Linked DNA regions of Homo sapiens: regions 2 and 3 are each linked to region 1. Evidence: read pairs that join two places in POLR2A ChIA-PET (ENCODE). Cell type or tissue: A673. All regions are shown on one strand. Region 1 has its middle 39 kb from the start of USP1. Region 2 overlaps PATJ (PATJ crumbs cell polarity complex component). Region 3 overlaps L1TD1 (LINE1 type transposase domain containing 1).

Region 1 (4,000 bases):
TGGGACTACAGGTGCCCACCACCACGTCCGGCTCATTTTTTGTATTTTTAGTAGAGACGGGATTTCATCCTGTTAGCCAGGATGGTCTCGATCTCCTGACCTCGTGATCCACCCGTTTGGCCTCCCAAAGTGCTGGGATTACAGGCGTGAGCCACTGTGCCCGGCCTATTTTATTATTTTTTTGGAGACAGAGTCTCGCTCTGTTGCCCAGGCTGGAATGCAGTGGCACGATCTTGGCTCACTGCAACCTCCATGTCCTAGGTTCAAGTGATTTTCGTGCCTCAGCCTGAGTAGCTGGAACCAGATGTGCACCACCATGACTGGATAATTTTTGTATTTTTAGTAGAGATGGGGTATCACCACGTTGGCCAGGCTGGTCTTGAATTTCTGGCCTCAAGTGATCCGCCTGCCTTTGCCTCCCAAAGTGCTTTGATTACAGGCATGAGCCACCGCACCCAGCCCCATCTTGTCACCATTTTAAATAACCTTCATTTATTTATCTGATCTTAGGGACTCAGGTGATAATGTGGCTCCCCTTCCTGGGTGAAAGCCTCACTATCCTTGCCCACTTTGGGTCCACTTTGGGTGATGAACCAGGTATGTGCTTGAGCCCCCTTGTACAGTGGGAGCCAGGTCTACCCTCAGGGCACAATTAACAGCTTCTTCTTTTCAAGTCTGTGTTCACTTAAAAAGTTTGAGACCCTGCCAGCCATCTTCGGCCAAGTCTACTTGACCCATTGTCAGTTAAAAAATGTGAGAGTTGGTCCAGGATGAGGCTAAATACAATGTGATTGAGAATGTTCCCTGCATGAATAGAGGCCATAAAGTCTCTTCAGGAAAAAATCAGAACTGGCACATACTCCAAGGCAATTTTCTCTAGGATACCTCTCAGCCCATGTAGCACTCTCAGTCCAGAAGCAAAGCTAATCCAGCATAAGAGGTATTGCTGTCAATCACCCTAAAGAGGAGCGGTCCAGAGAGGACCAGGATGATGGAGGGATTCAGGAGTAACCAAGAAAAAAAAAAAAAGAACACTTCAGATTGCCTCATGTGTTTAAACATCTTAGGAGATTTATACTTAGTTCCAGAGTTTGAAAATTAAATAGTGATGGTTACCTAAGAAATGGAACAAAACAAAGGCAATTATTGACAGAAAACAAAAAATTGTATCATATAAAAAATCACAACGCACTATATGGCTCATCTGGGAATAATATTTACATGGTTCTAATAATGTTAACATTGAGTATTGATCTTAGGCTGGCATGTGTTTTTATCCCCAGTATTTCCAGTTGCTGATGTCTTCCTCAAGAACACTCAAATACTAGGCGGGGCGCAGTGGCTCACGCCTGTAATCCCAGCACTTTGGGAGGCCGAGGTGGGTGGATCACCTGATGTCAGGAGTTCAAGACCAGCCTGACAAACATAGTGAAACCCCCTCTCTGCTAAAAATACAAAAATTAGCTGGGCGTGGTGGTGCACACCTGTAATCCCAGCTACTCAGGAGGCTGAGGCAGGAGAATCGCTTGAACCCAGGAGGTGGAGGTTGCAGTGAGCCAAGATCACACCACTGCACTCCAGCCTGGGCGACAGAGCAAGACTGTGTCTCAAAAAAAAAAAAAAAAAAAAAGAATACTCGAATACCATTTAGCACTTGCTGATGTTTCTCATCGAGAAATTATGTAGGCTGGCCATTCATTCTTCCCACCACCCTATGAGTCACCATGATCCTTTAACTAATGTCATAATTGGTGAAAAAAGTCTCGATTGGTGCTTTCTTTCTAAAAGGGAACTCATCCTTATATCAAAATGCATCCACTCCAGGATGGGGCGTCAGCCCATGAAGTGGGACGGCTATACTTCACACTGGGACACCCTGTGGTGTCCGTGATTGTGACTAAGTTCTGGATATGGACAACCCTGAAACATCCAGCTTTTGGAAGTGGGCTCTCCCACAGTAAAATGGACAGGAGTGGGGTGGGTGGGTGGGTGGCGTGATGTCTTCTCATCAGGATTATTTTTAACTGGGCCTTTAGGAACCTGAAAGAACCATATCAACGTTCTCTTACCACATGTGTTAGTTTCCTATGGCTGCTGTAACAGGTACTAACTTTGTGTCTTACAACACAGTTAATGATTTTATAGTTCCGAAGAAGTCTGAAATCTGTTCACCACCTTACAGTCAGGGAGGCAGCAGGGCTGTACTTGCCTGGAGGCTCTGAGGGGAGAAGTCATTTCTTTGTCTTCTCAGCTTCTAGAGGCTGTCCATTCCTTGGTGATGGCCCCTTTCATCTTCAAAGCCAACGCTGGCCTCCCTCTGACTCTGCTTCTGCTGTCAGTCCCTTCTGTGACTCTGACACTCCCACCCCTCTCGTATAAGGACCCTTGTGATGACACTGGGGGCACCCACTGGATAATCTCCCCATCTCAACATCCTTGGTTTAATCACATCTGCCAAGTCCCTTTTGCCATGTGGGATAACATTCTCCAGTTCAGTAGATTAAGACATGAACATCTTTGAGGGGCCATTTTTCTGCCTACCACACCAGGGGCTCCAGGTAGTGGGTCTGGTTGGGGGAGGTTGAAGGGGTTGGGATCAAATGGAGGGGCTATGACCACTACCTTCTCATTCTAAGTTAGAAAAATATTTAGGGTCCTTGGCCAAGGGTTTCCTTCATAGCCTGTCCTCCCAAATAGCTCCAAGCCAGGTGTCTGGATGTCATCCACACCCACCTGTGCCCTCACTTGACAAAGAGATTTGTTTAGACTTGCAATTTCACCATCTCCACAGATCTGCGGTTCTCAAAATAAATTTCTAGAGCTGCAACTCAGCCTGTTTAGCTAGCACGTCATGGAGAGTCCTGCAGTGTCTTGGGGGATAGAGATATTTAATTTGGCCCTGGCGTGTGACACCTTCTCCTTCTTACCTCCTTCCTCCTGGCCCCCAAGCTTGCATTTACTATGGCTTGTGGAGAGTTAAGAATCCCACTATCCTATCCTACTCGTGAATTGCTTGACATCAGGGCATCCTGTGCTACCAGAGCTAGATCCTTGGCAGTGCTGGGATAGCCTCAGGGTCCCCAGGGCCTGTGGCCCCACTTTGGGATGGGAAGGCAAAGAGCCCCGGGGAAGAGAGCCATGAAACCTTCCCTGCTCCCTTTCCAGGCAGAGGCCCGCCTCCCTCCTGACTTGGCTTCTTTTTCTGCATTCTCATTTGGCGTTTGACTAGTCACGTCTCTCTGTGGCAGATCAACGTGGGGACTCCCTGATGCTGGGAGAAATTTTACATTTTAAATCGCTGAGGCCCCAGGGTGATGGGAGAGCTCAGACTTCCTTCAGCTGGCACCTCTGCTACAGGAGGGATCCTGGTCCTGGGAGACAATTTTGTACCAGAGAGCACCTGGGTGGGGAGAAGGCAAAGAAGACTTGCCCTAGAGTGAAGTTTGAGGTGTTGGATACCATACTGTATTGTTTTGTTTCTGAATTAGGTTGTCTATTCCTGGCTTTAAGAGTGTAGAAAAACTCCCTGATTTTCGAGAGATTGTGAAAATTTTACCCACTGAATTGATTTAAAGAGACAGTAGAAAACAAAATAAAACTGCATTTTGATTACGTGCCATAAGTCAGGTATGCTTTGTTCAACACACCCAATACATTAATTTCCTATATGAGGGCTCAATATAAATAAATTTGCCTGCCTGCAGATTCACTAAGTGTTCTCTAACATATCATTTCTGTTAATGCTCTTTTATTTTTATTTATTTATTTATTTGGAGACGGAGTCTCACTCTGTCACCCAGGTTGGAGTGCAGTGGCGCGATCTCAGCTCACTGCAACCTCCACCTCCCAGGTTCAAGTGATTCTTCTGCCTCAGCCTCCCAAGTAGCTGAGATTGCAGGCGCCCATCACCATGCCTGGCTAATTTTTGTATTTTTAGTACAGACGGGGTTTCACCATGTTGGCCAGGCTGCTCTCGACCTCCTAACCTCAGATGATCCAC
Region 2 (4,000 bases), 330 kb after region 1:
ACCCCCAACCAATCAGCAGCACCCATTCCCTAGCCCCCTGCCCACCAAACTGTCCATAAAAACCCCAAAGTCTGAGCCTTCAGGGAGACTGAACTCCAGTTCTCCTGTGCATGGGCTGGTCTTGCGTCAATTAAACTCTTTCTTTACTGCAATGCTGTGGTCTCAGTGGGTTGATTTTGTCTGTGCAGTTGGCAGGAGGAATATACTTAAAAAGCCCTTTCCTGGGTCAGTTCCAGCCTAATTCCTACTCATCTAACCACCTGGATTAGGTGAAATCACATTAGCAAAGTTCCCACAGGCCAGGTGTGGTGTCTCCTGCCTGTAATCTCAACACTTTGGGAAGCTGTGGCAGGAAGACTGCTTGAGCCCAGGAGGTCAAAGCTGCAGTGAGCTGTGATCACACCACTGCGTTCCAACCTGGGCGACAGAGTGTGACCCTGTCTCAAAAAAAAAAAAAAGTTCCCACAGCACGTTACCTTGTCCTTCAATAATACTTATTAACCTTAATAATTACTTATTTAAAGTTGGATTCAAATCTTGGCTATGACACTTATTAGTTGAGTGTCTCAGTTTCCTTATCTATAAAATGGGAATAGTAATAGACCAATCTCATATAAGATACAAATTGATGCACTTGGAATAATGCCTATAGAATGCATAGTAAATGCCATGAAAGCATTAGCTGCTGTTATCCTCGGCAGTTCTGAAAGCTCCCTGAAGGCAGGATTCTTCACTGTCACTACACCTTGTTTAGTGCAGAGCCTGGGACATAACTGGCCCTCAATACAAACTTGCTTAGTTTCTGAAAGAGAAGGTAGATTTATAGTTCCCTTTGAAAGATAACAAAATCAACACACGTTTTAGATTATAGGCTCTTATTATGTGTGCAAATAAGGCTTCCCAGAAAACCGAAAACTTCATAGACTCAGAGAACAGTGCCCAAGCAGCAGCACTTGTTTCTGAGGAGCAGTGGGATTCTGAAAGGAGGGGATGTGACCGGTGTGAGAAAGTCTGAGTTCTGGGTTCTGAGCCCTGTCATTTTACTTCTCTAAGCCCTGCGTGCTAAAAATTACAATTGTGAGATCACTTTCTCAATTTAGAAAAAATCTGATAAGCAAGTGATTCCTTCTGGGCAAGTTAAATTTCAAGTTGAATCAGTCTCCACATTGGACCAGTTACAGTGGTTGGGAATGAATGTAAGCTAGTAGATATCAAAGCTGTAAATTATTATTTTTTTTGAGACAGAGTCTTACTCTGTCACCCAGGCTGGAGTGCAATGGTGTGATCTTGGCTCACTGCAACCTCTGCCTCCTGAGATCAAGCGATTTGCCTCAGCCTCTCGAGTAGCTGGAATTACAGGCAAGCGCCAACTATGCAGGGCTAATTTTTGTATTTTTAGTAGAGAAGGGGTTTTGCTATGTTGCCCAGGCTGGTCTCAAACTCCTGAAATCAGGTGATCCGCCTGTCTCGGCCTCCCAAAGTGCTGGGATTACAGACATGAGCCACGGCACCCAGCCTAAAGCTATGAATTTGTGTCAAAATTGTGTGCCTACATTTCTGCTGTCTTTGAGTTCATGAGGTTACTTGCTCTGTTACCCTGGTGTCTCTACATTATCTTCATTTACTACAGTGAGAGGAAGAGAATAGAAGAAAAAAACAAAAGCTTTTCTCCAGAGACTTTCCTGAAGGAAGTAGACTTGACTGTAAAACCTACAGCCTTTTTTATCACCAAGAAAGGGAAATTTATCATGTACGCAAATCTCAAGTGGTTTTCAGGAATACAAGAGATAAAGAACAATGAGCTGTGAAAAATGCCACATATTTGAATGCACTTGAACTCTGCCATTGGCAATTTGCATACTGTCACAAAAGAGAAGGCAGTGCTGACTCAGTCACACTTTCTTGCTCCTTAGAGGGAATTCCTAGACTCCTGCTACAGATGTATTTTTTATGTTGCATCTGAAACAGAAAAAAAGGTTTGCACAGTGACATTTGCTCCCAATAGCAAACCAGAAATCCAGCAGTTGATAGAGTGCAAATTGGGGGTAAAAATTGATTTTAAGCATACAGTTCAAGATCTCATATTAAAAATGAGTAGGATATAACACCTGGGAATTCTAGCCTGGAAGTAAGACCAGCAAGAAGCCCATAATCATTAGAAACACATTTTAAGCTGTTTTTTCATACTTGGATACCAGCACTTTAAAAACACTTATGAAGGCCCGGCGCGGTGGCTCATGCCACCCAGCACTTTGGGAGGCCAAGGAGGGCAGATCACTTGAGCCCAGGAGTTCGAGACCAGCCTGGCCAACATGGTGAAACCTCATCTTTACTTAAAATACAAAAAAAATTAGCTGGGTCTGGTGATGCACACCTGTAATCCCAGCTACTCAGGTGGCTGAGGCAAGAGAATCGCTTGAACCTGGGAGGTGGAGGTTGCAGTGAGCTGAGATTGTGCCACTGCACTCACTCCAGCCTGGGCATCAGAGTAAGACTCGGTCTAAAAAAAAAAAAAAAAGCATTATGGCTCATACCCCATTTATACTTCAAAAGTCATTAAGTCCATAAGACTAAAAACAAAAACCATATTATCATCTTAGTAGACTCAGAAAAAGCTTTCGATAAAATCCAACATACCTTCATGATAAAAACCCTCAACAAACTAGGCATTGTAGGAACGTACCTCAAAATACTAACAGCCATCTTTGACAAACTCACAGCCAACATATTGATTGTGTAAAAGCTGGAAGCATTCCTCTTCAGAACTGGAACAAGACAAGGATGCCCACTCTCACCACTCCTATTCAACATAGTACTGGAAGTGCTAGCCAGAGCAACCAGGCAAGAGAAAGAAATAAAAGGCATTCGAATAGGAGAATAAAAAGTCAAATTCTCTGCCTTCACTGATGATATGATTCTGTAACTAAAAAACCCTAAAGACTGCCAAAAGACTACCAGACCTGATAAATGACGTCAGTGAAGTTTCAAGACACAAAATCAGTGAACAAAAATCAGTAGTATTTCTATACACCAATAACATTCAAGCTGAGAGCCAAATCAGGAATGCAATCCCATTTACAATAGCCACACAAAAAAATACCTAGGGATACATTTAACCAAGGAGGTGAAAGATCTCTATAAGGAGAACTACAAAACACTGCTGAAAGAAATCAGAGATGACACAAACAAATGGAAAAACATTCTATGCTCATGGACTGGATGAATCAATATTGTTAAAATGGCTATACTGCCCAAAGCAATCTATGCATTCAATGCTATTTCTGTCAAACTACCAATATCACTTTTCACAAAAGTAGGAAAAGCTATCCTAAAATCTGTATGGCACCAAAAAAGGGCCTAAATAGCCAAAGCAATCTTAAGAAAAAAAAAATGAAGCCAGAGGCATCTCATTATCTGACTTCAAACTATACTATATAGCTATAATAACTAAAACAGCATGGTACTGGCACAAAAACAGACATGCAGGGCAACAGAACAAAACAGAGAACCCAGAAACAAAGTTGCACACCTACAACCAACTGATCTTTGACAAAGTCAACAAAAATAAGAAATGTGGAAAGGTTCCACATGTCAATAAATTGTGCTGGGATAACCAGCTATCCATTTGCAGAAGAATTAAACTGGATCCCCTTCTAGTACCATACATAAAAGTTAACTCAAGATGGATTGAAGACTTAATTAAGACCTAAAAGTATAAAAATCCTAGAAGAAAACCTAGGAAATGCCCTTCTGTACATCAGCCTTCACAAAGAATTTGTAACTGAGTGCTCAAAAACAATTGCAACCAAAACAAAAATTGACAAGTGGGACCTAATAATTAAAGAGTTTCTGCATAGCAAAAGAAACTATTAACAGAGTAAACAGACAACCTACAGAATAGGAGAAAATATTCATAAACTACACATCCAACAAAGGTCTAATATCCAGAATCTATAAGGAACTTCAACAAATCAACAAGCCAAAAACAACCATATTAAAC
Region 3 (4,000 bases), 200 kb after region 1:
AATTCTCCCGCCTCAGCCTCCCGAGTAGCTGGGATTACAGGTGCCAGGTAATTTTTTTTTGTATTTTTAGTGGAGACGAGGTTTCACCATGTTGGTGGCTGGCCTCGAATTCCTGACCTCGTGATCCGCCTGCCTCGGCCTCCAAAGTGCTGGAATTACAGGCTTGAGCCACTGCACCCAGCCAAGAATATTGATTTTTAGAGTACAGGGAGATCTAGAAAAGGCTTCCCTGGTGAAGGCAGGTGAATCACTTGAGCTCAGGAGATTGAGACCTGCCTGGGTAACATGGTGAAACTGTCTCTAACAAAAATTAGCCTGGTGTGGTGGCGTGCACTGTAGTCCCAGTAATAAGGGAGGCTGAGGTAAGAGGATCACTTGAGCCTGAGGGAGGCAGAGGATGCAGTGAGCTGACATCGCACCATTGCACTCCAGCCTGGGTGACAGTGTGAGACCCTGTCCCCTCCCCTGCAAAATAAGAATCACATAAGCAGCTAAAATGTCATTCTTGTCAGGGCAAAAGATATATGCTCAGCACCCAACCAAGAATTTCAAGCAGGGCACGGTGCCACACCTGTAATCCTAGCACTCTGGGAGGTTAAGGTGGAATGATTACTTGAGCCCAGAAGTTCAACATCAGCCTGGGCAACATAGTGAGACGCTGTTTCTAAAAAATAATTTCAGAAATTTTTCATTGCAATAAAAATTGAATCAGGAAAAAGGATAGCATAAAAGTAAAAGATAAATTAAACTTAAAAACTTCTATGTTTAATGTTTAAATACTAAAGGTTAAAGTTATTTAAATTTTAAAATGACTATTCAGTCAAACTAATGGAGAAACTTAAAATACTAAATCAAAATGATAACTACCTATCAAAACTTGGGGAATGTAGCTAAAGTGGTGCTTTGAGGAAAATGTATAGACTTAAAATTTTAGAATTTTCTAGAAAGAATAAAAATTAAAGTTAAATTACCAGATCAAGGGCAAAATCTACCCAAGAAACCAAAAGAGATGCGCGCAAATCAAAGAAATGAAAAACAGAAACTTATAGAGAATTAACAAAACCAAAATACAAATAAGGAATACTATGAATAACAAGGGGACACAACTACAGATAAAGCATGGTTCAAAAATGGGAGCACCATTCAACTTTCATAATTAAATCAGAAAATTTAGAAGCAACTATTATCTTAGCTGTGCCCAAACTCTTCTAGAGAATAGCGAAAAAAGGCCAGGCACGGCGACTCACATCTAGAATCCCAGCACCTTGGGAGGCCAAGGCAGGTGGATCCCCTGAGGTCAGGACTTTGAGACCGGCCTGGCCGAGATGGCGAAACCCCATCTCTACTAAAAATACAAAAATTAGCAGAGGCCAGGCGTGGTGGCTTACACCTGTAATCCCAACACTCTGGGAGGCCGAGGCAGGTGGATCACAAGGTCAGGAGATAAGACACCATCCTGGCTAATACGGTGAAACCCTTTCTCTACTAAAAATATAAAAACAAAAAATTAGCTGGGTGTGGTGGCAGGCACCTGCAGTCCCAGCTACTTGGGAGGCTGAGGCAGGAGAATGGCATGAACCTGGGAGGCAGAGCTTGCAGTGAGCCTAGATCGTGCCACTGCACTCCAGCCTGAGCGTCAGAGCGAGACTCCGTCTCAAAAGAAAAAAAACATTAGCCAGACGTGGTGGCACGCACCTGTAGTCCCAGCTACTCAGGAGGCTGAGGTATAAGAATCACTTGAACCTGGGAGGTGGAGGTTGCAGTGAGCCAAGATCACGCCACTGTACCGGGCGACAGAGTGAGACCCTGTCTCAAAAAAAAAAGAGAGTAGAATGATAGTTACCAGAGCCTGGGAAGGGTAGTAGGTGGGTGGATGTAGGGAATAGGGATGGTTAATGGGTACAAAAATAATCTAGTATTTGATAGCACAGCAGGGTAACTACACTCAACAATAGCTTATTGTATACTTAAACAGTATAATTGGAATGTTTGTAACAAGAAGAAATGATAAATGTTTGAGGTAGTGCATAGGATACCCCCATTTACCCTGATGTGATTATTACACATTGCATGCCTGTATGGAAATAAATATATACATCTACTATGTAACCATAAAAATTTAAAACAGGCCAAGCGCAGTGGCTCACACCTGTAATCCCAGCACTTTCGGTGGCCGAGGTGAGTGAGCGGATTGCTTGAGCCCAGGAGTTTGAGACCAGCCTCAGCAATGCAGTGAGACCTCATCTCCAGTTTTTTTAAAAAACAAATTAGGCTGGGTGAGGTGGCTCATGCCTGTAATCCCAGCACTTTGGGAGGCCGAGGTGGGCAGATCACCTGAGGTCAGGAGTTCGTGACTACCCTGGCCAACATGGTGAAACCCTGTCTCTACTACAAATACAGATTTAGCTGGGCGTGGTGGTGGGTTCCTGTAATCCCAGCTGCTCAGGAGGCTGAGGCAGGAGAATCAGTTGAAGCCAGGAGGCGGAGGTTGCAGTGAGCTGGGATCGTGCCATTGCCTCCAGCCTGGGCGACAAGAGCAAAAGAGCAAGACTCTGTCTCAAAAAAAAAAAAAAAAAAAAAAAATTAAACCCTGGATGTGGAAGTTGCAATGAGCCCAGATCACGCCTCTGGGCTACAGAGTAAGCCTCTGTCTCAAAAAAATAAAAAATAAAAAATTTTAAATGAACAGCTAAAAAAAAAAAAAAAGAAAAGAAAAAGAAAAAAGCATGATAGTTACAAAAAATTGTTTAAAAAACACGGCACTCATTTATCACAAAGTAACTTCCAAAATATGAGCAACAGGAGGTAAGGGGGACAAATGTATACAGAAAATCTTGATTACACCAGAGTAAAGGTCAAAAGAGGAAACATGTAAAACATGTAAATGATTACTAAAAAAGAGAAGGAATCAATATTAATTACACATTTCACCCTCAGCCTTTTTTTTTTTTTGAGATGAAGTTTCACTCTTGTTGTCCAGGCTGGAATGCAATGGCATGATCTCGGCTCACCGCAACCTCCACCTCCCAGGTTCAAGCGATTCTCCTGCCTAAGCCTCCCAAGTAGCTGGGATTACAGGCATGTGCCACCACGCCTGGCTAATTTTGTACTTTTAGTAGAGACAAGGTTTCTCCGTGTTGGTCAGGCTGGTCTCGAACTCCCAACCTCAGGTGATCCACCCACCTCGGCCTCCCAAAGTGCTGGGATTACAGGCGTGAGCCACCTCACCCAGCCTCATCCCTCTTAATTAAGTAAATTTTAAAAACCCAGCACCAGTAGTGTCTGAATCTAATCAAGGACTGAGAAAGCAACCAAATAGTCCACCGGACAGGTCCATAGGACCCTATACAGGACTTCAACAGGAATAAAGGGGCCCACTCTCATTCAGGAGACTAAGGGAATTCACTAGATGCAATGTACGCTCCCCCTATTTTGGATCTCTATTTGAATGAATCAACTGTAAAATGCAGGGAGTACTGAATATGGACTGATTATTAAATATTGAGGAATATATATTTTATTAACTGTAACAATACTGTATTTAGTTAAGAAAGTCTCCTTATTTTATAAGAGCTACATACTGAAGTTTTTACAGGTGAAATGGCATGATGTCTGGGATTTACTTTAAAACACAGCAAACAACTAAGAAAGAAAAAAGAGAGATTAAACAAATGGGGGAAAATATTTGTTTTTGAATCTAGGTGATGAGTTCTTACTTTTATTGATGTTTGAATATGCTAATTTTTTTTTTTTTTTTTTTTTAAGCAGGGTCTCACTCGCCGAGGTTGGAGTGCAGTGGCACCGGGTCTAGCCTGATAATGCTTCTAATATTTTTTTTTAAACTGAAAATCCTTAAGGAAAACCACTGAGCTCTCCCTGGTGAAATAGACTTCTACTTGACTTGCCAAGATGACACAGAAAGCTGAAAACAAGGGTAAACTTCTACAGGCACATAAGGACAAATTTTTCTGATAACAATTGTGCCTTTATTGTGTCCAAT

The links. ChIA-PET counts read pairs that join two places held together with the same protein. Peaks named below come from ENCODE experiments on the same cell type or tissue, not always from the same donor. Only the 100,000 strongest peaks of a DNase experiment are listed, where the experiment ranks them.
Region 2: POLR2A ChIA-PET joins it to region 1 with 6 read pairs; 1 of 35 experiments calls an interaction of 5 or more read pairs at or near these places.
Region 3: POLR2A ChIA-PET joins it to region 1 with 6 read pairs; 2 of 35 experiments call an interaction of 5 or more read pairs at or near these places.

The regions. Positions count from the first base shown.
Region 1 is chr1:62,396,293-62,400,292 of GRCh38, reverse strand. No RefSeq gene overlaps it. Among named protein-coding and RNA genes, the nearest start is that of USP1, 39 kb to the left of the region's middle. In A673, no CTCF peak of the experiment used is centred here; a DNase peak (open chromatin) is centred at 1,742; H3K27me3 peaks cover 615 bases.
Region 2 is chr1:62,062,846-62,066,845 of GRCh38, reverse strand. The region is part of intron 31 of PATJ (PATJ crumbs cell polarity complex component); the gene reads right to left. Among named protein-coding and RNA genes, the nearest start is that of MIR3116-1, 14 kb to the left of the region's middle. In A673, no CTCF peak of the experiment used is centred here; a DNase peak (open chromatin) is centred at 1,785.
Region 3 is chr1:62,201,253-62,205,252 of GRCh38, reverse strand. The region is part of intron 2 of L1TD1 (LINE1 type transposase domain containing 1); the gene reads right to left. Among named protein-coding and RNA genes, the nearest start is that of L1TD1, 8.4 kb to the right of the region's middle. In A673, no CTCF peak of the experiment used is centred here; no DNase peak of the experiment used is centred here.